Linked DNA regions of Homo sapiens: regions 2 and 3 are each linked to region 1. Evidence: read pairs that join two places in POLR2A ChIA-PET (ENCODE). Cell type or tissue: MCF 10A. All regions are shown on one strand. Each heading gives the region's core, and the rest is flanking DNA. Links, peaks and the distances in the headings are about the cores only.

The links. ChIA-PET counts read pairs that join two places held together with the same protein. Peaks named below come from ENCODE experiments on the same cell type or tissue, not always from the same donor. Only the 100,000 strongest peaks of a DNase experiment are listed, where the experiment ranks them.
Region 2: POLR2A ChIA-PET joins it to region 1 with 5 read pairs; 5 of 35 experiments call an interaction of 5 or more read pairs at or near these places.
Region 3: POLR2A ChIA-PET joins it to region 1 with 6 read pairs; 2 of 35 experiments call an interaction of 5 or more read pairs at or near these places.

Annotation. Positions count from the first base shown.
Region 1 is chrX:41,486,870-41,497,282 of GRCh38, reverse strand. No RefSeq gene overlaps it. Among named protein-coding and RNA genes, the nearest start is that of CASK-AS1, 26 kb to the left of the region's middle. In MCF 10A, for the core only: no CTCF peak of the experiment used is centred there; a DNase peak (open chromatin) is centred at 5,442.
Region 2 is chrX:41,336,065-41,341,224 of GRCh38, reverse strand. DDX3X (DEAD-box helicase 3 X-linked) reads right to left here. Exons shown (of 17, transcript NM_001356.5): 2 at 3,760-3,817; 3 at 2,142-2,189. Among named protein-coding and RNA genes, the nearest start is that of DDX3X, 4.5 kb to the right of the region's middle. In MCF 10A, for the core only: no CTCF peak of the experiment used is centred there; no DNase peak of the experiment used is centred there.
Region 3 is chrX:41,386,524-41,396,936 of GRCh38, reverse strand. No RefSeq gene overlaps it. Among named protein-coding and RNA genes, the nearest start is that of NYX, 56 kb to the left of the region's middle. In MCF 10A, for the core only: no CTCF peak of the experiment used is centred there; a DNase peak (open chromatin) is centred at 5,096.

The sequences.
Region 1 (10,413 bases), core at 2,432-7,431:
AGTTACAGGTTGTGATAATGTTTGCTTTCTGGAACAAAACTCACAAATAGCAGGAACCCGGATACTGTCTACTTGGAAAATAAAGATATTTATGTTATTCTTTTAATTTTTTCATCTTTTCTTTATTCCAAAGCAGTTATTTTTTCCCTTTATCTTATCCCAGAACAAATTCTGGGGGGATTATTTGCACAGTTGCTCTGAATAATCTCTGAATGCCTGTATCTTTCTGTCCCTCTCTCAAGATTGAGAGACCCAGACAGGAGTATCCATTTGGGGCTGCCTTGATCACACCCCCACCTGCCAGAGAGGGAGAGGAAAGAATATTTGCCTCTCTTCATCATTTAAAGTGGAAAGTAGGGCTCCACCTCCCCACCTACCTTGAAATATACCCCCAAATAGGAATCATGTTCAGATGCTTGACCCCCAACATTGAGAGAAAGAGTTGGGGAAGAATATTCTTTGTTCTCGTTGCAAAATGACATTCAACAGCTCAAAACCAAACTCATTATTTCCCTCTTGCTTCTACCCAAACCTGCTTCTCCTCTGTCTTCTTCCACTTCAGAGTGAATGGCCCCCAAATCTACCCATCATTCAAGACACAAATTGAAATGTGTTCTAGGCTGGGTGTGGTGGCTCACGACTGTAATCCCAGCACTTTGGGAGGCCAAGGTGGGTGGATCACCTGAGGTCAGGAGTTCGAGACCAGCCTGGCCAACATGGTGAAACCTCGTCTCTACTAAAAACAAAAATAAAAATAAAAATAAATTAGCTGGGCGTTGTGGCAGGTGCCTGTAATCCCAGCTACTCAGGAGGCTGAGGCAGGGAAAATTGCTTGAACTCAGGAGGCAGAGGTTGCAGCAAGCCAAGACCAGCCACTGCACTCTAGCCTGGACGACAGAGCAAGACTCCGACTCAAACAAACAAACAAACAAACAAACAAATGTGTTCTAGATGTTTCCCATTTCCTCCCTCACTTCCCACATCCAAAGCATGGCCAAGTCAAGTCACTTTCGCCTTCTAAACATCTCTCCAATGTGTCCCCTCATCTCTGCCTCCAGTCCTAGATTTTCCAACCTCCCCACTTTGGAAGCCTTCATCCTTTCTTATGGAGGCCGTGGAAATGGCATCCTAACTGATTTCTCATCTCCTCACTCACCAAAATAATATTTCTAAATCACAACTCTTACTCCATTTCTTCTTTGCTTAAAAACTTCCAAGTGGATAAAGAAAGCATGGCATGTATACACAATGGAATACTATTCGGCAATAAAAAGAATGAAATCATGTCTTTTGCAGCAACATGGATGGAATTGGAGGTCATTATCTTAAGTGAAAACAAGCCAGGCACAAAAAGACAAATATTACACCTTCTCACTCATGAGTGGGTGCTAGAAAAGGTGTAGACATGGATGTAGAGAGTGGAATGATAGACAATGGAAATTCAGAAGGGTGAGGGGAGGGCGAGAGGGATGAATGATGAGAAATTATTTAATGGGTACAAAGTATATTTTGTGGGTGTTGGATACCCTAAAAGCCCTGACTTGACCACTATGCAATCTATGTGGGTAATGAAATTGCACATGTACCCCATACATTTATACACATTTTAAAAAATATATTAAAAAGGTTCCAAGAGCCATCAACTGATGGCAAATGAATAAACACAATGCGGTGCATCCACACAATGGAATATGATTGAGCCATAAAAAAGAATGCAGTGCTGGGCCCGGCACGGTGGCTCATGCCGGTAATCCCAGCACTTTGGGAGGCCGTGGCAGGCGGATCACCTAAGGTCAGTAGTTCGAGACCAGCTTGGCCAAAATGGTGAAACCGTGTCTCTACTAAAAATACAAAAATTAGCTGGGCGTGGTGGCGGGTGCCTGTAATCCCAGCTACTCAGGAGGCTGAGGCAGGAGCATCACTTGAACCCAGGAGGCAGAGGTTGCAGTAAGCCAAGATCGTGCCACTGCACTCCAGCCTGGGCAACAAGAGCAAAACTCCGTCTCAAAAAAAAAAAAAAAAAAAAAAAAAGAATGCAGTGCTGACACACACTACAACATGGATAGACGTTGCAAACATTATGCTCAGTGAAAGAAGCCAGACACAAAAGGATGCATATGTCAATTCCACTCATATGAACTAACCAGAACAGGCAAATATATAGAGACAGACAGTAGATTAGTGGTTTCCAGTTCTGGGACAGAATTTGGGGGGAAATGGGGAATGACTGCTAATGGGTATGGGGTTTTGATCGGGGTTGATAAAAATGTTCTAAAATTGGTTGTGATGATAGTTGTACAACTCTATGAGTAGGCCCGGGCACAGTGGCTCACACCTGTAATCCCAGCACTTTGGGAGGCCGAGGTAGGAGGATCTCTTGAGCCCAGGAGTTCAAGACCAGGCTGGGCAACATAGTGAGACCCTGCCTCTACAAAAACAAAAACAAAAACAAAAAAAAACCTAAAAATTAACTGGGCATGGTGGTGCACACCTGTCGTCCCAGCTACATGGGAGGCTGAGATGGGAGGATCACTTAGGCCTAGATGATCAAGGCTGCAATGAGCAGAGTTTGTGCCACTGCACTCTAGTCTGGGCAACAGAGCAAGACCTTGTCTCAAACAAACAAAAATACCACCACCAACAAAAAACACTGAATAGTTTAAGTGGAGGAATTATATGGTATATAATTCATGTCTCAATAAAGCAGACAAGGCTGGGCACGGTGGCTCACACTTGTAATCCCAACACTTTGGGAGGCCGAGGCGGTCAGATCACCTGAGGTCAGGAGTTCAAGACCACCCTGGCCAACATGGTGAAACCTTGTCTCTACTAAAAAACAAACAATTAGCTGGGTGTGGTGGTGCATGCCTGGAATCCCAGCTACTCAGGAGGCTGAGGCAGGAGAATCGCTTGAACCTGGGAGGCGGAGGTTGCAGTGAGCCGAGATCGTGCCATTGCACTCCAGCCTGGGCAACAAGAGCAAAATTCCGTCTCAGAAAAAAAAATAAAAATAAAAATAAAGCAGACAAGAAAAAACAGGAAGAAAAGAAGGAAAGACCAAAAGAAAGAAAGCTAGCTAGCTTCCGAAAGCCCTCTAATGCCAGCAGGAAAAAGTGTTAACTGTTTAAGAGACTAGGCCCTGGTGTCCAACAGACTTAGTTCAAGTCCCAGCCCTACTGAGTCCTTGTTATGCAATCTTCATCAATATGCCTAACCTCTCTGAGTCTCAATGCACTCATCTGTAAAATGGGAATAATAATAATACCTCCCTCATAGTGTCACTATGAAATTTCAACCAGACAGTATCTATAAAGTATTTAGCACAGTGCCAGGGTCATAGTGAGTGCGGGAGACATGTTTCCAATCTTCTTCTGCCTCCACTCCAGCTTCATTTCCCATCATCTCCCACCACGCACCCATGGCCCCAGCCATCTTGCCATTGGCTGCCCTGGGTCAGATTCTTCCAAGCTTCTCTGGCTTTGCTCACGCTGTCCCCTCAGCTGGGAATGCCCTTCCTCCTTGTCCAGCCAGGGACCCTGCTCACCTCAGACCACAGTTCAAGCAACGTTTCCTCTGTGAAGTCTTCTCTGATGCCTCTTCGCACAGGCCCATCCCACCTTCACTGCCCTGCGCTACATCTCCATATTAAGCCCTTGTGTCTTTTTTTTTTTTTTTTTTATGAGACAGGGTCTCCCTCTGTCGCCAGGCTAGAGTGCAGTGGTGCAATCACCAATCACGGCTCACTGCAACCTCCACCTGCCAGGCTCAAGTGATCCTCCCACCTCAGCCTCCCAAGTAGCTGAAACCACAGGCGTGCACCACTACACCTGGCTAATTTTTGTATTTTTTTGTAGAGACAAGGTCTCCCTATGTTGTCCAGGCTGGTCTCGAACTCCTGGGCTCAAGTGATCCACCCATCTCAGCCTCCCAAAGTGCTGGGATTACAAGCATGAGCCATCATGCCCGGGCTAAGTAGTTTTGTTCAAGGTCATTTGATTTGTCATATGTGGATGCTTGATATAGATGTTGAACCACCAGGTTCTAGAGAGAAGGAATCCCAACTCCCATCCCCTGTATGTTTTCAGAAACTGCTCGATGTCTCCCATATGGGACTGCAGGTGGCCATAGGAATGGAAGAAGTAGTGGCTGTGAGAGCAGTTTTCCCTTCGGGGACCTGGGGAGTGTTCAAGCGCCAGGCTGAAAGCAGGCAGGTAACGCCAGGCAAACAGGAGGAATCCCTCAGAGCAGGGAGATGAGAACCCTAAGGGCAGCAAGGACATGTGCTTGCCCTTACCTTCAGTCATGCCAAGATGGGGCAAACCTCCCAAGGGCCTGGGACAGGGCTAAGGGTGAGTTCTCCCAAGGGTGGGGGTTCCTACTTTCAGGCCAGTTGCAACCCAGAGTTGGCTTGATATGAAAGGCACAGTGTGCATGTTTTTGTCGCCATGATCAAAGTCTGTTGGTGGCCGGGCATAGTGACTCACGCCTGTAATCCCAGCACTTTGGGAGGCCAAGGCAGGTGGATCGTCTGAGGCCAGGAGTTCGAGACCAACCTGGCCAACATGGTGAAACCTCGTCTCTACCAAAACTACAGAAATTAGCCAGGCGTGGTGGCGCATGCCTGTAGTCCCAGCTACTCAGGAGGCTGAGGCATAAGGCAGAGGTTGTAGTGAACTGAGATTGTGCCACTGCACTCCAGGCTTGATGACAGAGTGAGACTGTCTCAAAAAAATAAATAAATAAATAAATAAATAAATAAATAAGAAAAAAATCTACTCTCTTAGCAATTTTCAAGTATACAATACATTGTTATTTTGTTTTTGTTTTTGTTTCTCCAGACAGAGTCTCCTTCTTGTTGCCCAGGCTGGAGTACAATGGCACAATCTCAGCTCACCGCAACCTCTGCCTCCCGGGTTCAAGCGATTCTCCTGCCTCAGCCTCCACAGTAGCTGGGATTACAGGCATGCGCCACCATGCAGGGCTAATTTTTTTGTATTTTTAGTAGAGACGGGGTTTCTCCATGTTTGTCAGGCTGGTCTTGAACTCCTGACCTTAGGTGATCCACCCGCCTCGGCCTCCCAAAGTGCTGGGAATACAGGTGTGAGCCACCGCGACCGGCAGTCACCATTTTAGTAATAGATCTCTTGAGGTACAAAATTTGTACCCTTGGACCAACATCTCCCCAACCCCTCCTGCCCAGCCCCTGGTAACCACCACTCCACTCCACTCTTCCAGTTTGTCTCTTTTAGATTCCACATGTAAGTGAGATCATGCAGTGTTTGTCCTTCTATGACTAGTTAATTTCACTTGCATAATGTTCTCCACGATCATCCATGTTGTCACACTCCTGCACTTTATTACGAAAAAGGAATAAACTTCTACCTCGTTTAAGCCACTGGTATTTCAGGGTTTATGTTACTCACAGCTGAGCCCAATCCTACTTGAGACTCAAGCGGTGACTCACATTTCCTTGGCTGGCGTGAAGTGCTTCCCAGCTATTTCTGCTTTTCATTCTTCACAATAGCTCTTTGAGGTAAAAGGAATGTTCCTAATGAGGAAAAGGAAGCTTCAGCACTCCGAGGAGAGGTGAGACAAATGATGCTGGTTTTATCTTTCCAGAAGGCTGTTCCTGCAGCTGCCGCCTAAATCACAAGGAGTAAGCCCTGTGATGTCAGCTATGTGCCAGAGAAACCAGAAAGCACACGCCATTCCTTGTCAGCCATCACCTGAAATTACTAAAGTGCTGTATTGGGTTCGTTCATCTAGAGACCAGCTCCTAATCACAGGATGCTGTTTTACAAGGTCAAAAACATGCCAGGCAAACCCGCAATGCCACCGCTCAGCTTGAGGGAGAAAAGTTTTACATCCCTGGGAGGAGCTTCTGACGATATGATTCACAATGTTCTGTCTTGCTGATGAATGTATTTAATTTTTTTATGTTTTAATTTTTATTTTTTGTGGGTACATAGTAGGTGTATACTTGATGCATGTATTTTAAAACTAGAGAAGAACAAAACTAAAACAATAAAGAAAAAATAAAACTAGAGAAATAAAAAAATCTACAAAAAAAGTTTAAAGAAAAAACTAAAAAAAATAGAGAAAGCAAAAAAAAAATACATAAATGAAAATTACTAGTGGTGAGCAGGGGAAAGCCAAAAAAAATGATAGCAGAGTTTGTTTCTTTTTTTCTTTCTTTCTTTCTTTTTTTTTCTTTTTGAGACGAAGTCTTGCTCTTGTCACCCAGCCTGGAGTGCAATGGCACGATCTCGGCTCTCTGCAACCTCCACCTCCCAGGTTCAAGCAATTCTTTTGCCTCAGCCTCCCGAGTAGCTGGGATTACAGGTGCCAGCCACCATGCCCGGTTAATTTTTGTATTTTTAATAGAGACAGGGTTTCATCGTGTTGGCCAGGCTGGTCTGGAACTCCTGACCTCAGGAGATCCACCTACCTCGGCCTCACAAAGTGCTGGGATTACAGGCGTGAGCCACTGCGCCCAGCCCAGAGTTTGTTTAACCAGTCACCCATTGAAGGATATCTGAGCTGGTTTCAGTTTTTAGCTATTATGAATAAAGCTGCTGTGAACATTCATGTACAGGCTTTTCTGTAAACATAAGTTCTTGTTTCTCTGGGATGAATGGCCAGGAGTGCAATTGCTAGATCATAGGGCAGTTGGATGTTTAATTTTGTAAGAAACTGAAAACCTTTTTCCAGAATGACTATACCCTTGTACATTCCCACCAGCCATCTATGAGTGATCCAGTTTGTCCCTATCTTTGCCAGCATTTGGTGTTGTCATGATTTTTTATTTTTGTGTAGTGTTACCTCACTATGGTTTGAATTTGCATTTTTCTGATGGCTAGTGATGCTGAACCTCTTTTCGTGTGCTTAATTACCATCTGTGTATCCTTTTCGGTGAAATATCTGTTGTAATTTTTGCCCATTTTCTAATTGCATTGTTGGCTTTTTTACCAAAAAGTTTTGAGATTCCTCTGTGGGATATGCGGTTTGCAAATATTTTCTTCCAGGCCATACCTTGTCTTTTCATCCTACTTACATGGGCTTTTGCAGAACAACATTTTTTAATTTTGATGAGATAGAATTTGTCAATTTTCCCTCAATGCTAAGAACTATTTGTCTAGCCCTAGGGCCTACAGATTTTCTATTTTTACTTAAGGTTTTATAATTTGTATTTTACATTTAATTTCTTTTTTTTTTTTTTTGAAATGGAGTCTCGCGCTGTCGCCCAGGCTGGAGTGCAGTGGCGCAATCTCGGCTCACTGCAAGCTCTGCCTCCCAGGTTCACGCCATTCTCCTGCCTCAGCCTCCCGAGTAGCTGGGACTACAGGTGCCCGCCACCATACCCGGCTAATTTTTTTGTATTTTTTAGTAGATACAGGGTTTCTCCGTGTTAGCCAGGATGGTCTTGATCTCCTGACCTCGTAATCCGCCTGCCTCAGCCTCCCAAAGTGCTGGGATTACAGGTGCGAGCCACTGCGCCCAGCCCTACATTTAATTTCATGATTCATTTTGAGATAATTCTTATCTAAGGTGTGAATTTAGGTTGAAGGTTCATTTTTTTGCCTATGGATGTTCAATTGCTCCAGCACCATTTGCTGAAAAGGCTCTCATTTCTCCATTGATTTACATTTTTTTTTTTTTTGAGATGGAGTCTTGCTCTGTCACCCAGGCTGGAGTGCAGTGGCACCATCTCAGCTCACTGCAACCTCCAGCTCCCAGGTTCAAGCGATTCTCCTGCCTCAGCCTCCTGAGTAGCTGGGACCACAGGCACACGCCACCATGCCTGGCTAATTTTTGTATTTTTAGTAGAGACAGGATTTCACCATATTGGCCAGGCTGGTCTCAAACTGAACTACTCAAGTCATCCGCCAGCCTCAGCCTCTCAAAGTGCTGGGATTACAGGTGTGAGCCACTGCACCCAGCCTCCATTGATTTACTTTTGCACCTTTGTCAAAAGTCAGCTGGGCATATTTGTGTGGCTCTATTTGTAGATTCTCTACTCTGTTCTGTTGTTCTGTTGTCTATCCCTCTACCAGTACCACAGAGCCTTGATTATGTAGCTAGATGATGTCTTAAAATCCGGTTTTTGCACTTTTGTCAAAAATTGGCTGAGCATATTTGCATTGATCTATGTCTGGGTTTTCTTAAGTTATTTTTTGAGACAGGATCTCACTGAATTGCCCAGCCTGGAGTGCACTGGCACAATAATAGCTTGCTGCAGCCTCAATCTCCCAGGCTCAAGAGATCCTCCCAACTCAGCCTCCCAAATAGCTGGGACTACAGGCACATGCCACTATGCCCAGCTAATTTATTTTTATTTTTACTTTTAGTAGAGACGAGGTCTCACTATGTTGCCCAGACTGGTCTTGAACTCCTAAGCTCAAGCAATCCTCCCGCCTCTGCCTCCCAAAGTGCTGGGATTACAGGTGTAAAGCACTGCACCTGGACATATGTCTGGGTTTTCTATTCTGTTCATTGATCTATGTTTCTATGTTCCTATCTCTCTGACCATACCACAGTCATGATTACTGTAGTTATATAGTTAGACTTAGTATCATGTAGAGTGATTCCTCTCACTTTATTCTTCTCCATGATGATTGCTTTAGCTATTCTAGGGACTGTGTCTTTCCATATACATTTCAGATATACATTTTAGAATGAGCTTGTCTATGTCTACAAATAACCTTGCTGAGACTGTGATAGGAATTGCATTACTCCTCTAGAACCATTTGGAGAGAACTGACATCTTTACTATGTTGATTCTTCCAGTCCCTGAGCACAGTATGTCTCTTTGTTTATTTAGGTCTTCTTTGATTTCTTTTTTTTTTCCCCTGAGACGGAGTCTTTCTCTGTCGCCCAGGCTGGAGTGCAGTGGTGCCATCTCGGCTCATTGCAATCTCTGCCTCACAGATTCAAGCAATTCTCCTGCCTCAGCCTCCCAAGTAGCTGGGATTACAGGCGCCTGCCACCACACCCAGCTAATTTTTGTATTTTTAGTAGAGACGGGATTTCACCATGTTGGCCAGGTTGGTCTTGAACTCCTGACCTCGTGATCTGCCTGCCTCGGCCTCCCAAAGTGCTGGGATTACAAGCATGAGCCACAGCACCTGGCCTTCTTTAATTTCTTTCATCAGCATTTTGAACAGATCCTGTACATGTTTTGTTAAATGCATACCTAGGTATTTCATTTTCCTTGGAGTGACTGTAAATAATGTTGTGTTTTGAATTTCAGTTTCCATGTGTTCACTGTGTGAACCCCCAAAATCAGACAGGTCTTAGTTAATTTAGAAAGTTTATTTTGCCAAGGTTGAGGACATGCACCCATGACACAGCCTCAGAAGGTCCTGACAACAGGTGCCCAAGTGGTTATACATTTTAGGGAGACATGAGACATCAATCAACATCTGTAAGATGAACGTTGGTTCGGTCTGGAAAGGCGGGACAACTCGAAGGAAGAAGGGGCCTTCCAGGTCATAGGTAGACAAAAGACAAATGATTGCATTCTTTTGAGTTTCTGATTAGCCTCTCCAAAGGAGGCAATCAGATATGCATTTATCTCAGTGAGCAGAGGGGTGACTTTGAATAGAATGGAAGGCAGGTTTGCCCTAAACAGTTCCCAGCTTGACTTTTCCTTTTAGCTTCGTGATTTTGGGGGCCCAAGATAGTTTCCTTTCACAACTGTTAATGTATAGAAATGCAGTTAATTTTTGTGTATTGATCTTGCATCCTGTGACCTTACTGAACACACTTCTTAGTTCAAGGAATTTTGGGGTAGATTATTTGGAATTTCCTACATAGAAAATTGGGTTGTTTGCAAATAAGGAGAGTTTTATTTCTTCCTTTCAACTCTGTATGTCTTTTTTCTTTTTCTTGCTTTATTGCTCTGGCTAGAACTTCCAGTACTATGTTAAATAAAAGTGGTAAGAGTAGACATCCTGGCCAGGCATGGTGGCTCATGCCTGTAATCTCAGCGCTTTGGGAGGCTGAGGCAGGTGGATTGCCTGAGGTCAGGAGTTTGAGACTAGCCTGGCTAACATGGTGAAACCCTCGTCTCTACTAAAAATATAAAAATTAGTCAGGCATGATGGCTCATGCCTGTACTCCCAGCTACTCGGGAAGCTGAGGCAGGAGAATCACTTCAACCTGGGAGGCAGAGGTTGCAGTGAGCCAAGATCATGCCACTGCACTCCAGCCTGCACGACAGAGCAAGACTCCATCTCAAAAAAAAAAAAAAAAGAGTGGACATCCTCGCCTCATTTTGAGACCCTGTCTCAAAAAAAAAGCATTCAGTCTTTCACCAGTAAGTATGGTATTTGCTATAGGTTTCTTGGTTTTGTTTCCTTGTTGGTTTTTTGTTTTAGAGACAGAGTCTGCTCTGTTGCTCAGTCAGGAGTG
Region 2 (5,160 bases), core at 161-5,160, 150 kb after region 1:
TCACCTGAGGTCAGGAGTTCGAGACTAGCCTGACCAACATGGAGAAACCCCGTCTCTACTACATATACAATATTAGCCAGGCGTGGTGGCCCACGTCTGTAATCCCAGCTACTCAGGAGGCTGAGGCAGGAGAATCACTTGAACCCGGGAGGCTGAGGTTGCAGTGAGCCAAGATTGCGCCACTGCACTCCAGCACGGGAAACAAGAGTGAAACACCCTTGTCTCAAAAAAAAAAAAATTACTTTACACTAAATCAAGCAATCTGACAGTCTAAGAATGTTTCTCAATGAATACTACCTCTAAGTGGTCAACAGCTTTGCCTGTAACGCATTATGACGTTGTGTGACCATAACAATTTAATTTCCATTCATTTTATAGGTGTGAATGAGTTTACTAGGAAAAACAGTTACCATTGTTTCCATGTTTCTTGGAGGTGGTATTCATTTAGAACATTCATAGACTGTCAGATTACTTGGTTTAATACAGTATTTTTCAGTTTCAATAGTATAAAGTACAAGAACACTAATGTCAAATTGTAGTATTATTTTAGTGGTTCATCTACTATAAGCTTGATGACAATCAGGAATACCTGGGAAAAAGAAAAACCCTCATCACTATATATTCTCAGTATAGACAAGGTTCCTGGGTACAGCTATAAATATCCAGGTAAGGGGATGACAAACATGTAAATTAACCCAAAGACAGGTAGAGGGTTTAAAGACAGGTAGAGGGTTTAACTAGCTTCAGCAACACCTTATTAAACAGAAACAGCTTCTCAATTCAGTTACTTTCCTTCTGCCTTCTACCTCCTACCGTTAGGCCAGTCAGGTGACCAACAGCCTTTGCTAGCAAGAAAGAGTTAAGTTAGATTGCCAGATCTCTACCAGCTCTAAAACCTCTATGATACTGCCATATACACGAGGGTCAATTCTAGCTAGTATACTAGGAATATTGAGAACATCCATGATGATAAAGACAAATTCCAAAGTAACCTCCCCTAAAAAGAATATAATGCCAGCCAGGCATGGTGGCTCACGCCTGTAATCCCAGCACTTTGGGAGGCTGAGGCGGGTGGATCACTTGAGGTCAGGAGTTCGAGACCAGCCTAGGCAACAAGGCAAAACCCCGTCTCTACTAAATATACAAAAATTAGCCGGGCATGGTGGCACATGCCTGTGATCCCAGCTACTTGGGAGGCTGAGGCAGGAGAATCACTTGAACCCAGGAGGCGGAGGTTGCAGTGAGCCCGCGCTACTGCACTCCAGCCTCCGCAGCAGAGCAAGGCTCCGTCTCAAAAAAAAAAAAAAAAAAAAAAAGCCAAAGTGATCTTCTGGTAGAAATAATACAGATTTTATATCCATGCATTGCCAGGACAGTGAAGGTAATACAGACTACATATGGAGATGGAGGAACAGCAGCAAACCATGTGCTCCCCTGTGGACTCTCCACTCTTCCTATCTGCCTTCTTTATACAGTATCTTCCCTCCTAATCTTTGGTTTTCCTGACTTTCCCTTTTCCTCCAAATTTTGGATGGTCTATTTTACAGAATATAAAGCACCCGAACAGCTGTCTCATAATATGAAACATATACTAGCTGTCATCTATCACTACGTTACAATTACAATGGGAAAAGACACCAGATATTGTAATACATTTTGGACAAAACCTTTCAAAAGCAGCAAGGCAAGGAGATGAAACCAGAGAATCACTTCCAACGCTGTAACTTGTTAACTGTTCTACAATAAGCCCATCTTCATTTCTAGCAACTTTGCCAAGACAGAAATAACCAGGTTGTTATCATTATACAGCTTGGTTTACACAGTAGGGCACCCACCTCTTCCAAACTAAAACCATGCTGTGAATGATTACAAACAGATTCAGCACAACACTAGTGAAACTGTACAAAACCATGCCCTTGGCGTCAGAACAGTTTGACATAGGAATGCCGAATTTCCCACTGCGTAACATTAGATGAGTTCTTCCAAAATTATTAAGCTCTAGTATTTGAACCAAGGCTGACAGAAGCATAGAAAAACAACACCATGTTTAGACCTCCCCCAAATGCCTGGTTTTCCTTAGGCTTTACTAACTTCTAAAGGAGGCAAAAAATAGACCTACGAAGTTACTTGTGAGGACCTACCTTTAGTAGCTTCTCGGTTCCTTAAATGAGGAGGAATATAGCGCCCTTCTAAAAAAATATATATATATATAAAATTAATTAAATGCCAAAAAACCTTCCCATTTAAATTTCTGTTACTAAAAAATGGTTCTGGGAAATTAAAATCTCCAGCCTTCCAATCTGATTACTTACCTGGACACTGAGAGGGGGGAAAAATAAGAATCTAATTTTAAATGGGTTACTGCTTCATAAGGAGAACTCTGAAAGGAGTTTGATAAAAAAAAGCTGATTTGGAACCTAATAGTTGAAATCCACAAATTGAGCACATTTAGCCACCAGTGGTCATTTAATGTGATTTTTTTAAAGGCCTGCTAGATTTAAGAGAACTGTCATCAAAACTGTCAACAAAAGCATTAAGTATTACTGTAACAATTTAAGATTACTCATGTAACATATCTCACAATCTTTTGTTTCTATGCCAGTAAGTTGCAAAACATACAATAAATAAACAAGGAAAAGCTGCAAAGGGGAGTTAATTTCAAGGAATTGCAGGTTTTAATTTGGGGCTTGCTGAGTTTAAGGAAAGTTGACAGTTGCTCTGTATGCGAGCAGGAGTACAGCCTAGAATATGGATAAGCAAAAAAAACAACATAAAGCCAAATAAATTTGCTTTATAACTAGTAAACGTGTCATTTTTCTTTTTCACTTCTAGACTGAATTAAATATTTTTAAAAATCTCTACTAGGACAATCAGTTCCTAAAAGATTCTTAGCATGACAAATAAGGTGAAAGTTAAAGCAAACACCAAGTTTTGTTCCCAGTGAAGCTGTTCTTGCCTAAAAATGAGGACACATCATAGCCCATACTCACTTTTGTTTTAATAAGTAGGAAGAGATCTGAGCTAAAAATAAGGGTCTATTGCCCTTATAATAAACCACCAAGATCCCCTATCTTAACACTAACCTCTAACAAGTCTCTAAATAACCCCCCTTAGAAGAAAAAAAGCAACTTTTCTAATGCCTTTTTAAAAGAAATGACACATTTGAAAACCTAACCTAACCACCAATCCAAAATTCAGTATAGTCTTCTGTTCTTCAGGAGAAAGGAGTAGCTATAACCAATGAAATGCATATTCCCTTAATTCAATTTAATAAATATAGTCAGTTAACAGGGACACATTCCCATCACCTCTAAACTGGGCTCAGGATTTATAATGGACAAAAACTCTTCTAGAGATAATTTGATATAATAAGGTTCTTTCCAATGATTAGCTGCTTTTACTCAAGAGAGCCAGCTAGTCATTGATGTTTTATTATCAGAAAGGCACAGCTATTCGGGAGGCTGAGGCAGGAGAATCGCTTGAACCCGGAGGCAGAGACTGCGGTGAGCCGAGATCACACCATTGCACTCCAACCTGGGCAACAAGAGCAAAGCTCCATCTCAACCAAAAAAAAAAAAAAAAGGCAACGATGCTTTAGATTGATCACTAAGTACTACATAATTCTATAACACAAAGACTACATAATTCTTTAAGCAGTAAAAAATTGAAAGGCAAATTTCTTAAATTTTACATAAGCCCAATGAAATCTTAAGATGTTAAGCTCTAATATTCAATAAACCCACAAGATGTTGTACTTACTGCTGGCTGTACTTCCTCCACTCTGATTATCTGAAGAGTTCAGGTCTAGGCCAGCAAACTAGAAGAGAGTGAGATGGTTAGCACCCCATGTGCTCAAATACTACATTAAGAGAAAACTAGTCCTGCCCTCTAGCATTTGCTAGTACTGCATTCAAGTAGTTGCCCAGTCCACCTCACAGGGCTAATACCAACCCTTAATGAGAATGTGACTAAGAATGTTTTCAAGTCTGCAATGCTCTAAGCAAATGCAATATTACTATTGTATATACTACAGAAGGCGGCACACCAAGATGCTTGTGCTGTTCAGTAGAAACTGTCCAAATTTAATTCATGCATTCAAAATAAATTTTCACTAACATGTTCCATAGCACAGGCTCCCTAATCACCAAACTAAAGCTTACACTGAATCTCAAAATTATTCCTCAATGTCAAATAGATAAAGGATTCGTTTTAGTGCCGGTTATGAAAGTTTCCAATGCCAACTTTCCGTAATACTTGATATTTTAAACCTAAAATGCACACCTGAAAAATGTCAGGACAAATTTCGAAGTGGCCGTTCTTTTAGTTAGATACTTCATCCCTAAATATTGCCCAAGTATTTTTAGTCGGGTAGTACTCTTAAGAACAACAAAAAAATAGCAATATACCTACCACTTACAGAACACTATGTTAAGCACAACTCTTAAGTAGTTTGACTGTTTCGTTTGTTTTTATTTTTATTTTTTTTGAGACAGAGTCTCCCTCTGTCATCCAGGCTGGAATTCAGTCATGTGATCTCGGCTCACTGCAACCTCCACCTCCCCGAGTAGCTGGGATTACAGGGGTGCGCCACCACGCTAGGCTACTTTTTGTACTTTTAGTAGAGATGGGGTTTCGCCATGTTGCCCAGGCTGGTCTCCTGACCTCAGGTCAGGTGAACCACCTGCCTTGGCCTCCCAAAGCACTGGGATTACAAGCATGAGCCCGGCCTGAAGTAGTTACCTGTTTTTACCCCATTTTAACATAAGTTCAAAGATGACTTTGAATAAATGGCACAACTGGCGTTCAATGCTCTTAAAGAGTAGGACATCTTAGTGCCTTTCATCTCTATTTCTACCTATCCCCTTACACTGGTAGCTCAAAAGCCTCTTCATTCTAGAAAAGGGTTATGTGCTACCTTCATAACGTTTTATAACCAGGAACTACTCACAAGTAGTTGGGAGAAAAAACTATACATGCAAAGTGTTTCATTTTTCTCAAAAAAGCCACAAAAGACCAAGTCACACAGTACCGCTGCCAACCTGTTTGCAAAAGATGCACTACATACCATGTTTATAAATCTTGTGTTTAAAGCTCAGTATGATACGGCCAAACCGCATGCATCATCAATGGAGTCACTGAAAACTGGAAGCAGATGCTATA
Region 3 (10,413 bases), core at 2,394-7,393, 100 kb after region 1:
ATAATAAATAAATAAATAAATAGCTATCAATAGTAGGATAGCCAAATACATGATGGTGCGGCCCTCATAATGAGGCCACTCCAGAGATATCGAAACAGAAAGTTCTCCAGGAATTACTTACAGGTAAAACTGTAAGGTTTAGGATAGTGTATAGAATGCTATTTAGATGGGGCAAAAAAGTAAAACGTCATTAGATATGTTGGTGAATGCACAGGAGGTGTCTGGAAGATAAACAAAAAACTGGTCCTGACAGCTGCCTTTGGGGAGGGACCCAGGAAGGAGAGGTACTGTTTCCAGGTTATCTGTTCTCATCTGAGAACAGAGAAGATGTATGTATTACCTGTTCAGAACAATACACACACAAAAAACAAGAGTAGTTCTGCCCCTGTGGGTTCTTGAAGAGAATGTAGTTTCTTTTTTTTTTTTTTTTTCTTTTGAGACGGAGTCTCGCTCTGTTGCCCAGGCTGGAGTGCAGTGACACCATCTCAGCTCACTGCAACCTCCGCCTCCCGGGTTCAAGTGTGCCTGCCTCAGCCTCCCAAGTAACTGGGATTACAGGAGCACACCACCACGTCAGGCTAATTTTTGTATTTTTAGTAGAGATGGGGTTTCGCCATGTTGACCAGGGTGGTCTCAAACTCCTGACCTCGGGTGATCTGCCCACCTCATCCTCGCAAAGAGCTGTGATTAGAGGCGTGAGCCACTGGGCCTGGCTGAGAATGTAGTTTCTTTAAAGGAAGGAAGGAGGCCAGGCATGGTGGCTCACACCTGTCATCCCAGCACTTCAGGAGGCCAAGGTGAGAGGATCATTTGAGTTCAGGAGTTCAAGACCAGCCTGGGCAACATAGCAAGACCCTGTCTCTACAAAAAATAAAATAATTGACCAGGTGTGGTGGTGTATGCCTGTAGTCCCAGCTACTCAGGAGGCTGAGGTAGGAAGATGGCTTGAACCCAGGAAGCAAAGGATGCAGTGAGCCGAGATCATGCTACTGCACTCCAGCCTGGTCAACAGAGCAATACCCTGTCTCAGAAAATAATAGTAACAAAGGAAGGATGGAAGGAAAGAGCGGGAAAGAAGGGAGGGAGAGAGAAAGGAGGAGAGAGGAAGGGAGCAAGATGGAAAAGGGTAGAGCAAGATTTACTGCCATTTCCCCTCTGTTCAGCTGAATCTTTCTCTTCTACTTGGTATCAACACTATGGCTCATTTCCAGGCAAATGTCCACTTGCAGACAGGCACAGAGACACCCCCTGTGAGAACGACTCCCTGCCGGGTTCTGGTGCTGCCTGTACACCCACCTGGCACACACTAGGTGCCCCATCGATATTTACTGCTGCAAGTTAGGGTGGAAATGTGTTTTGTTGTTGTTGTTGTTGTTGTTTTAATGTTTGTTGAAAGATTTCTAAACTTTCGTTTAAAAGTTGGCATTTCCAGGCCAGGCATGGTGGCTCACGCCTGTAATCCTAGCGCTTTGGGAGGCTAAGGTGGGCAGATCACTTGAGGCCAGGAGTTCGTGACAAGCCTGGCCAACGCGGTGAAACCCGGTCTCTACTAAAAATACAGACATTAGCCGGTCATGGTGGCACACGCCTGTAATCCCAGCTACTCGGGAGGCTGAGGCAGGAGAATCGCTTGAACCCAGGAGGCGGAGGTTGCAGTGAGCCGAGATCACGCCACTGCACTCCAGCCTGGGTGACAGAGTGAGACTCCGTATCAGAAATAAATAAATAAATATAAGTTGGCATTTCCAGCCTGCACAACATGGCAAAAACCCGTCTCTGCAAAAAATACAAAAATTAGCCAGGCATGGTGGCACACACCTATAGTCCCAGCTACTTGAGGATGAGGTGGGAGGATTACTTGGGCCCAGGGAGGCAGAGGCTGCAGTGAGCCGAGATCACACCACTGCATTGCAGCCTAGGCAACAGAGCAAGACTCCGTCTCAAAAAAAAAAAAAAAAAAGAATGGAATCTGGGGCTGGGCGCAGTGGCTCATGCCTGTAATCCCACCACTTTGGGAGGCCGAGGTGGGTGGATCACTTGAGGCCAGGAGTTGGAGACAAGCCTGGCCAACATGGCAACCCTCTCATCTCTACTAAGAATACAAAAATTGACCAGGTATGGTAGCACGTATCTGTAGTCCCAGCTACTCAGGAAGCTGAGGTGAAAGGATCACTTGAACCAGAGAGGCAGAGGTTGTAGTGAGCCAGGATTGTGCCACTGCACTCCAGCCTGGGTGACAGAGTGACGTTCCATCTCAAAAATATATGTATATATATAAACTTAAAAAAAACAGAATATGGCATGGACTCCAGACCTAGCTGCACGAAAGATCTGGCCCTGCCCACCCTGACAATGGTTGGGATTATATTAATACCCTGCAGTCCAGCCCTTCGGAACTGTGCCGTTCTACAGCATTTCTCACACCGGCGTGCCCTTCCCCTTTGTAGGTCCCTCCCCCTGGAACCTAATCCCTCCTCCTTCTTCTGTGCCTGACCAACTCAGGCTTCATATCTGACTTGGTTCAAGGCTTTCTGTTTGGTAAAAGGTTTTTTGTTTGGTAAAACATGATCCAGCCGGTCTGGGTTGGAGGCCATTCCCCTGTGCTCCCAGAGCCCCCATTCACATCTCGATTGTCTTAGTTTGCATTCCCCCAAAAGCAAACGCTGACACAAGGACTTGGGTGCAGGTGGTTTATTTGGGACATGACCCCAGGTGTCAGATGTGAGAGAGCAGGGGAGGTGAGACAGGGCAGGGAGAAAACCAATGGTGTGTTTATGAGCTGGTTACCCCTGTGGGCAACTGGTTCACAATCCCCTGCTGGGGATAGCTGGGGAGACTGAGTGGAGCACACTTCAAAATTATCCCTGGCGTGGTAGCTCACACCTGTAATCCCAGCACTTTGGGAGGCCAAGGCGGTCGGATCTCCTGAGGCCGGGAGTTCGAGAACAGCCTGACTAAGATGGAGAAACCCCATCTCTACTAAAAATACAAAATTGGCTGGGTGCAGTGGCTCACGCCTGTAATCCCAGCACTTTGGGAGGCTGAGGCGGGCAGATCACCTGAGGTCAGGAGTTGGAGACCATCCTGGCCAACGTGGTGAAACTCCGTCTCTACTAAAAATACAAAAAATTAGCCGGGCATGGTGGCACACACCTGTAATCCCAGCTACTCGGGAGGCTGAAGCAAGAGAATCTCTTGAACCCGGGAGGCGGAGGTTGCAGTGAGCCAAGATGGTGCCACTGCACTCCAGCCTGAGCAACAGAGTGAGACTCCATCTCAAAAAAAAAAAAATTATCCATGCATAGTGGCGAGCACCTGTAGTCCTAGATGCTCTGGACTCTAATTCCTCATTTTTCCTTCCCCTCTAGCTCCTGTCAACCACCATTCTACTTTCTGTTGTCTCAATGTGTGTGATTCTTCCAGGAACCTCAGATAAGTGGACTCATACAATGTGTGCCCTTTTGTGTCTGGCTTCTTTCACTTAGTAAAACATCTTCAGGGTTCATCCATGTTGTAGCATGTGTCAGAATTTCCTTCCAGGCCAGGCGCGGTGGCGCACACCTGTAATCCCAGCACGTTGGAAGGCTGAACTGGAAGGATCACTTAAGGTCAGGAGTTCGAGACTAGCCTGGCCAACAATGGTAAAACCCTGTCTCCACTAAAAATACAAAACTTAGTCGGGCGTGGTGGCACACATCTGTAATCCCAGCTACTCGGGAGGCTGAGGCAGGAGAATCCTCTGGTGGCCCCATAGTCCCTGGGCCCACCTGAGCTTACCTGTAGCTGTGGCAGGCAGGTGACCACCTCATATCCTACCTCAAGCACCTGCCTCTCTCAGCTTCTCTTGAGAGCCACTGGAGGGGTAACCTTGAATTGTAGGTGGGGAGGGAGTTAGCAATCAGAGATGGGAGTTGATGAAGAAAAGTCCCAGCTTCCCTGTCCTCCAATGGGACTGTTTTTTTTTTTTTTTTTTTTTTTTTTTTAATAGACAGGGTCTTGCTCTGTCACCATCACCCAGGCTGGAGTGCAATGGTGCAATCATAGCTCATTATAGCCTTGAACTCCTGGGCTCAAGTGATCCTCCAGCCTCAGCCTCTCAAGTAGCTGGGAGTACAGGTGTGTGCCACCATGCCTGGCTAATTTTTATTTTATCTTATTTTTTGTAGGAGATAAATTTTGTAGGAAGGAAATTCTTTTTTTTTTTTTTTTTTGAGACAGTCTTGCTCTGTTGCCCCAGCTGGAGTGCAGTGGCACTATCTCGGCTCACTGCAACCTCCGCCTCCCGGGTTCAAGTGACTCTCCTGCCTCAGCCTCCCGAGTAGCAGGGATTACAGGCGCACCTGGCTAATTTTTTGTATTTTTAGTAGAAACGAGGTTTCACCATGTTAGCCAGGCTGATCTCGAACTCCTGACCCAGGTGATCCGCCCACCTTGGCCTGCCCAAGTGTTGGGATTACAGGCGTGAACCACTGCGCAAGGCCTAGACTATATTTTCATCTCTGTATCCCATTTCAAGCAATACAGTGGTACACACTGACTGCTCAGAAGCAATTTACTGAATGAATGAATGGATGGATGAATAAATGAATGAATGAATGAACAAACTTGGAGTTTCTGTTACTGAGTACTGACAGAGCAGGTAGATTTTGTCGGTACTAGGATCCAATTACGGCGGCTTGGATGCCAGAATGAGTTGTCAACTTTAACAATTTGTGGGGAACTTTCACACACAGAAATTGACAGAAAACACGGGAGTTTCAAATCATAAAAGTCTCGAAACAACTTGGTAAATGAGACGGTTCCATATCCACCTCGGGTCACAAGGATGAATGTAGCACCGAGAGCCATAGGAAGTGACTTCCCCAGCATCCTCTTCTCAACAAGGGGCTAGCTCAATCCATCCCCAAACTTCCTTGTGTGTCCAAATAGAGGAGCTGTTTCTTTTGAGTTTCCTTTTTAAGCCTAAATGCTATTGAAAGTAACAAACAGGGCAAAACTAAGATTACCCCAGACAGGAAGAACAAGTAGAAACAAGTCGTGTGGAAATCAGGTGTTGTGTGCACAGCGACGGCTATCCTCGCCTAATTGCCCAACACACCCTCCTGGCCCAGTTCATAAATCTGGACAGGGCAGGCCTGGCCATGCAAGTGACTTGCCCACTGCCTTTGGGCCGGTGGGTGTGCCCGTCTGAGCACTCCCACGGCCTCTGCCACGCTGGCACCTGGATCGGGCCACTCCACCCAGGTTGCCATGGAAGTGGAAGGAGACTGAGTTGCTCCCATGCCCTCTGGCCTGGAGTCAGGACCTGAGCTCCCTGCTACCAGGGAGAGCTCCCCTGGGCTACTGAAGCCCCCAGCTCACCTGCTCTACCTACAGCAGGTGTGGCTTTAGCAGGGACCCTGCCAGTAAGGCCCTGGGTGGCTCCCAGAATGGGGACCTGCTTGCCTGTCAGCCTGGGATCCAACAGGACTGCTCCAGGGCCTGCAGAAAAGAGTATGTTTAAGTGCTGGGGGATTCTGCTTACCCACGCAGAAATGTAAGGAGAGCAAGGTGCTCAGCAGCATAGGAGGAACACAGCCCTTTCCACGTGGATTAGCCTCGTGCTTAGGGAACATCCTTGAAGCTCTTGCCCCCCGGAGCTGCTTTGGAACAGTACTTTTGTTACAGGACAGGGGTCCCGATCCAGACCCCAAGAGAGGGTTTTTGGATCTTGTGCAAGAAAGAATTCAGGGCGCCAGGCATGGTGGCTCATGCCTGTAATCCCAGCACTTTGAGAGGCCGAGGTGGGCGGATCACGAGGTCAGGAGTTTGAGACCAGCCTGACCAACATGGTGAAACCCTGTCTCTACTAAAAATACAAAAATTAGCCGGGTGTGGTGGTGCGGCTGTAATCCCAGCTACTCGGGAGGCTGAGGCAGGAGAATCACTTGAACCCAGAAGACGGAGGTTTCAGTGAGCCAAGATCGCGCCACTGCACTCCAGCCTGGGCAACGGAGCGAGACCCTGTCTCAAAAAAAAAAAAAAAAAGAATTCAGGGCGAGTCCATAGACTAAAGTGAAAGCAAGTTTATTAGGAAAGTAAAAGAATAAAAGAATGGCTACTCCACAGACAGAGCAGCCCTGAGGGCTGCTGGTTGCCCATTTATATGGTTATTTCTTGATGATATGCTAAACGAGGTGTATTATTCATGTCTCCCCTTTGTAGATCATATAGGGTAACTTCCTGATGTTGCCATGGCATTTGTAAATTGTCATGGTGCTGGTGGGAGTATAGCAGTGAGGAGGACCAGAGGTCTCTCTCATCGCCATCTTGGTTTTGGTGGGTTTTAGTTGGCTTCTTTGCTGCAACCTGTTGCAACCTGTTTTATCAGCAGGGTCTTTGTGACCTGTATCTTTTCTTTTCTTTTTTCTTTTTTTTTTTTTTTGAGATGGAGTCTCGTTCTGTTGCCAGGCTGGAGTGCAGTGGCGTGACCTTGGCTCACTGCAATCTCTGCCTCCCAGGTTCAAGCGCTTCTCCTTCCCCAGCCCCCCGAGTAGCTTGGGCTGCAGGCCTGCACCACCATGCCCAGCTAATTTTTTTGTATTTTAGTAGAGACAGGGTTTCACCATGTTGGCCAGGATGGTCTCGATCTCCTGACCTTGTGATCTGCCCGCCTCGACCTCCCAAAGTGCTGGGATTACAGGTGTGAGCCACCGTGCCGGGCCATGATCTGTATCTTGTGCTGATCTTCTATCTCATCCTGTGACTTAGAATGCCTTACCTTCTGGGAATGCAGCCCAGTAGGTCTCAGCTTCATTTTACCCAGCTCCTATTCAAGATGGAGTTGCTCTGGTTCACATGCCTCTGACACTTCCCCAGTTTTCCTGCTGCACTTCAGGTCTCTGCAGCACCTCCTTGTCTTTCATCCTCTCCTCGGCTGCGGATGCTCCCAGGCTTCTATCCGATTCTTCCCTAATTACACCCTCCCCACCCTGCTCATCAGTGAACTCACCAAGCTTGGCTTCAAAGATCATTCCTTGAGAGCTCCAACTGTAATTCAACCTTGCACCACTCTCTCTCTATTTCCCAGGGCAGAGCTTTCTAGGGGCTCAGTAGACGTTTTTGCCTCAATATCTACCTGTAGCCTGACTCCCTCTTTGCTGAAATCCAGCCAGAACAGAACTTTCTGTCCAGGCCACGCAGTACCACAGGGCAACTCTGGACAGCAGCACCCCCGCCCTCCTCTCTCTGTCCTGCACCTCCAAGATGTTCCATGTGGCCCCCAGGTTGGGGGGTGGGGGGGGGTGGCAGTGTGGGACACAATCTCCTCTCAGGGTCCCAGATTTGAATCTAGCCAGAGACCTTGGCTTCTGGTTTCTCTTTCAATTTACCCAACTTTCTACCCTTTCTCTGGCCATATGCCCAGAAGAGTGACCTTGGGACCCACTGCCACACCTCTCCTGGTCCTGCCTCCATGTTTCTGCCTACAAGTCCTGGGAACCGGAAGGGACGACTTTTGGGCTTTCAGTTTCTGCAGGTCATATCCTCCTACTAAAAGGCAACAAGTCTCACGGCTTGACTGAGGTTGGCATAGGGGTATCTTCTTTCTCTCATGGAAGAGACATTGTGATCTGAGATCTTTAGGATTTATATTTAATTTGCTCAAGAACTTTGGAAAAACCTTCCCTGCTCCCAAGCAGATGGCTACAGGCTGCCCAGGGAAAAGGTCGTCTGTATGGAAATACAAGAGAGGAAAGCACATTTGCATTCTTCTTAGTGTTTCTGCTGTTCCACATGGATTTTCTCGGTTACTGTCAGGACAACCTAGGAGGTAGTCACTACTGTTCTTTAATTTTTACAACTGGGAAGATTAAAGCACAGAAAGATCACATAGCCCATGCCTGTAGTGCCAGCTACTCAGGAGGCTGAGGTGGGAGGATGGCTTGAGCCCCGGAGGTGGAGATAGCAGTGACCCGAAATTGCGCCACTGCACTCCAGCCTGGGTAATAGAGCAAGATCTAGTCACAAAAAATAAAATAAAAAATAAAATAAAATAAAGGAAAAGAAAAGAAAAAGAAAAAAGAAATTGAAGATAACATCTTGATATATGTCCCTGAGTTGTTTTTCGGAACCTCGGGCCCCCATCACAAGGATCAGCTGGCATGTAAACCTCAGATAACGGGGAACTGAAGGTTGAACTCTGACCTCTGCTCTAAATTTCTTTTTGAGGGGCCCAGAGGAGGTCATGTCCACAAGCAAGAGTGAACATTCCTTTCTGTTGATCTCAAAGTTTTAGACAAAGCTTCACCTCCTTAACTAATCGTTAATCAGAAAATCTCTGAATCCTGGCTGGGCCCGGTGGCTCACGCCTATAATCCTAGCACTTTGGGAGGCCGAGGCGGGCAGATCACTTGAGGTCAGGAGTTCGAGACCAGCCTGGCCAACATGGTGAAACCTCCGTCTCTACTAAAAATACAAAAATTAGACAGGCATGATGGCGCGGACCTGTAATCCCAGCTGCTCGGGAGGTTGAGGCACGAGAATCACTTGAACCCGGGAGGCGGAGGTTGCAGTGAGCCGAGAACGTGCCACTGCACTCTAGCCTGGGCAACAGACGGAGACTCTGTATCAAAAAAAAAAAAAAAAAAAAAAAAAAGAAAATCTCTGAATCCACCTACGACCTGTGCCCCCACCCCCACAATCCCGGGACTTGAGGATGTCCTGCCTTGATTTATGACTTTGCCTGTAACCTCTACCTCTTTGCCTTTAAAAACCCTTACCTGTAAGTCATCATGGAGTTCCAGTCTCAAGCATTAGCTGGCCAATTCTCCTGGCTTGGTGTCCTGCAATAAATGTCTCACTTTCGCTGCTATCCCGATGTCAGTGTTTGGCTTTGCTGCTCCAGGCAAGTGGGCCCTAGTTTGGTTCACTAATGTGACCATGTAATCTGGTGCCAGTTTCCTCTTTAGACTGTAAATTGGATCTTCTCTCTCCAGTTCCCTGTCAAGGCTTTGGCCTAGACCCTCATCATTTCATTTCTGGATTCCTGCCCCAGTTTCTCAATCAGCCTTTTATTGCTAGTCATTGCTTCTGAGACATTTTTCCATAAATGCCAGGCTATTCCTTCTCAAACTCTACTTTCTTCATGTCGTCGCAATGGCCTTTGGCTCCATATCCCCTGCCGCAATGCTCCTGGATTTTTGTTTTTTATTTTTTATTTATCTTTTTAGTTTTTTGAGACGGAGTCTAGCTCTGTCTCCCAGGCTGGAGTGCAATGGCACCGTCTCGGCTCACTGCAACCTCCACCTCCCGGGTTCAAGTGATTCTCCTGCCTCAGCCTCCCAAGTAGCTGGGATTATAGGTGTGAGCCACTGTGCCCGGCCTATTCTGGACATTTTATATAAATGGAATCATACAATATATAATATGTGACCTTTGTATCCATAAACTTAACTAACAGGTCTTCAAGTTTCGCCAGTGTTATGGCATGTATCAATACTTCATTCCTTTTCACTGATGAATCATATTCTACTGTTTGGATATACCACATTTTGTTTATCCATTTGTCACTTGATGGTGTCAACCTAAAAGGAAGAAGCTGGGGCAAAATGAATATACGTAGAGAGTTTATTTGGGCCAAGCTTTAAAATTGTTATCTGAGAGCACAGATTCAGGTTGCCCTGAACATAACATTCTGCCTAGCAGCAGTTACAAGTGGATTTTTTTTTTTTTTTTGGAGACCAAGTTTTGCTCTGTTGCCCAGGCTGGAGTGCAGTGGCGTGATCTCAGCTCACTGCAACCTCCACCTCCCTCCCAGGTTCAAGAGATTCTCCTGACTCAGCCTCCTGAGTAGCTGCGATTACAGGCACACGCCACCATGCCCAGCTAACTTTTGTTTGTTTGTTTGTTTTTAACTTTTGTATTTTGAGTAGAGACGGGGTTTTGCCATGTTTGGCCAGGTTAGTCTGGAAGTCCTGGCCTCAAGTGATCCACCTGCCTAGGCTTCCCAAACTGCTGGGATTACATGCGTGAGCCACCGTGCCAGGCCTACAAGTGGATTTTTAAAGTAAAAATTTGTCTTTATATCACAAATCCCAGGTACATGAAGATAATAGGTGAGCCAGCTAGTCAGGAACAAAGTGACTTTAAACAATTGTCCCCAGGCATGCGGTGGGGGCTGGGGAGATGATGACTGAAGTCCCTATTCATGTCTCTCTGGGCCTGCTCTGAGCTATTTTTCTTTTCTCAGTAGACAATTGGGTTGTTTCCAATTTGGGGCTATTATGAATAATGCTGCTGTGAACACTCGTGTAGGAGTTTTATGCGTACATACGTCTCATTTCTCTTGGGTAGATACCTAGCGTGAAAGAAAAATGGAACTCCAACTCACTATGCCAAAGGGAAAGTTAAGCTTGGGAACTGAGTCATGCAAAA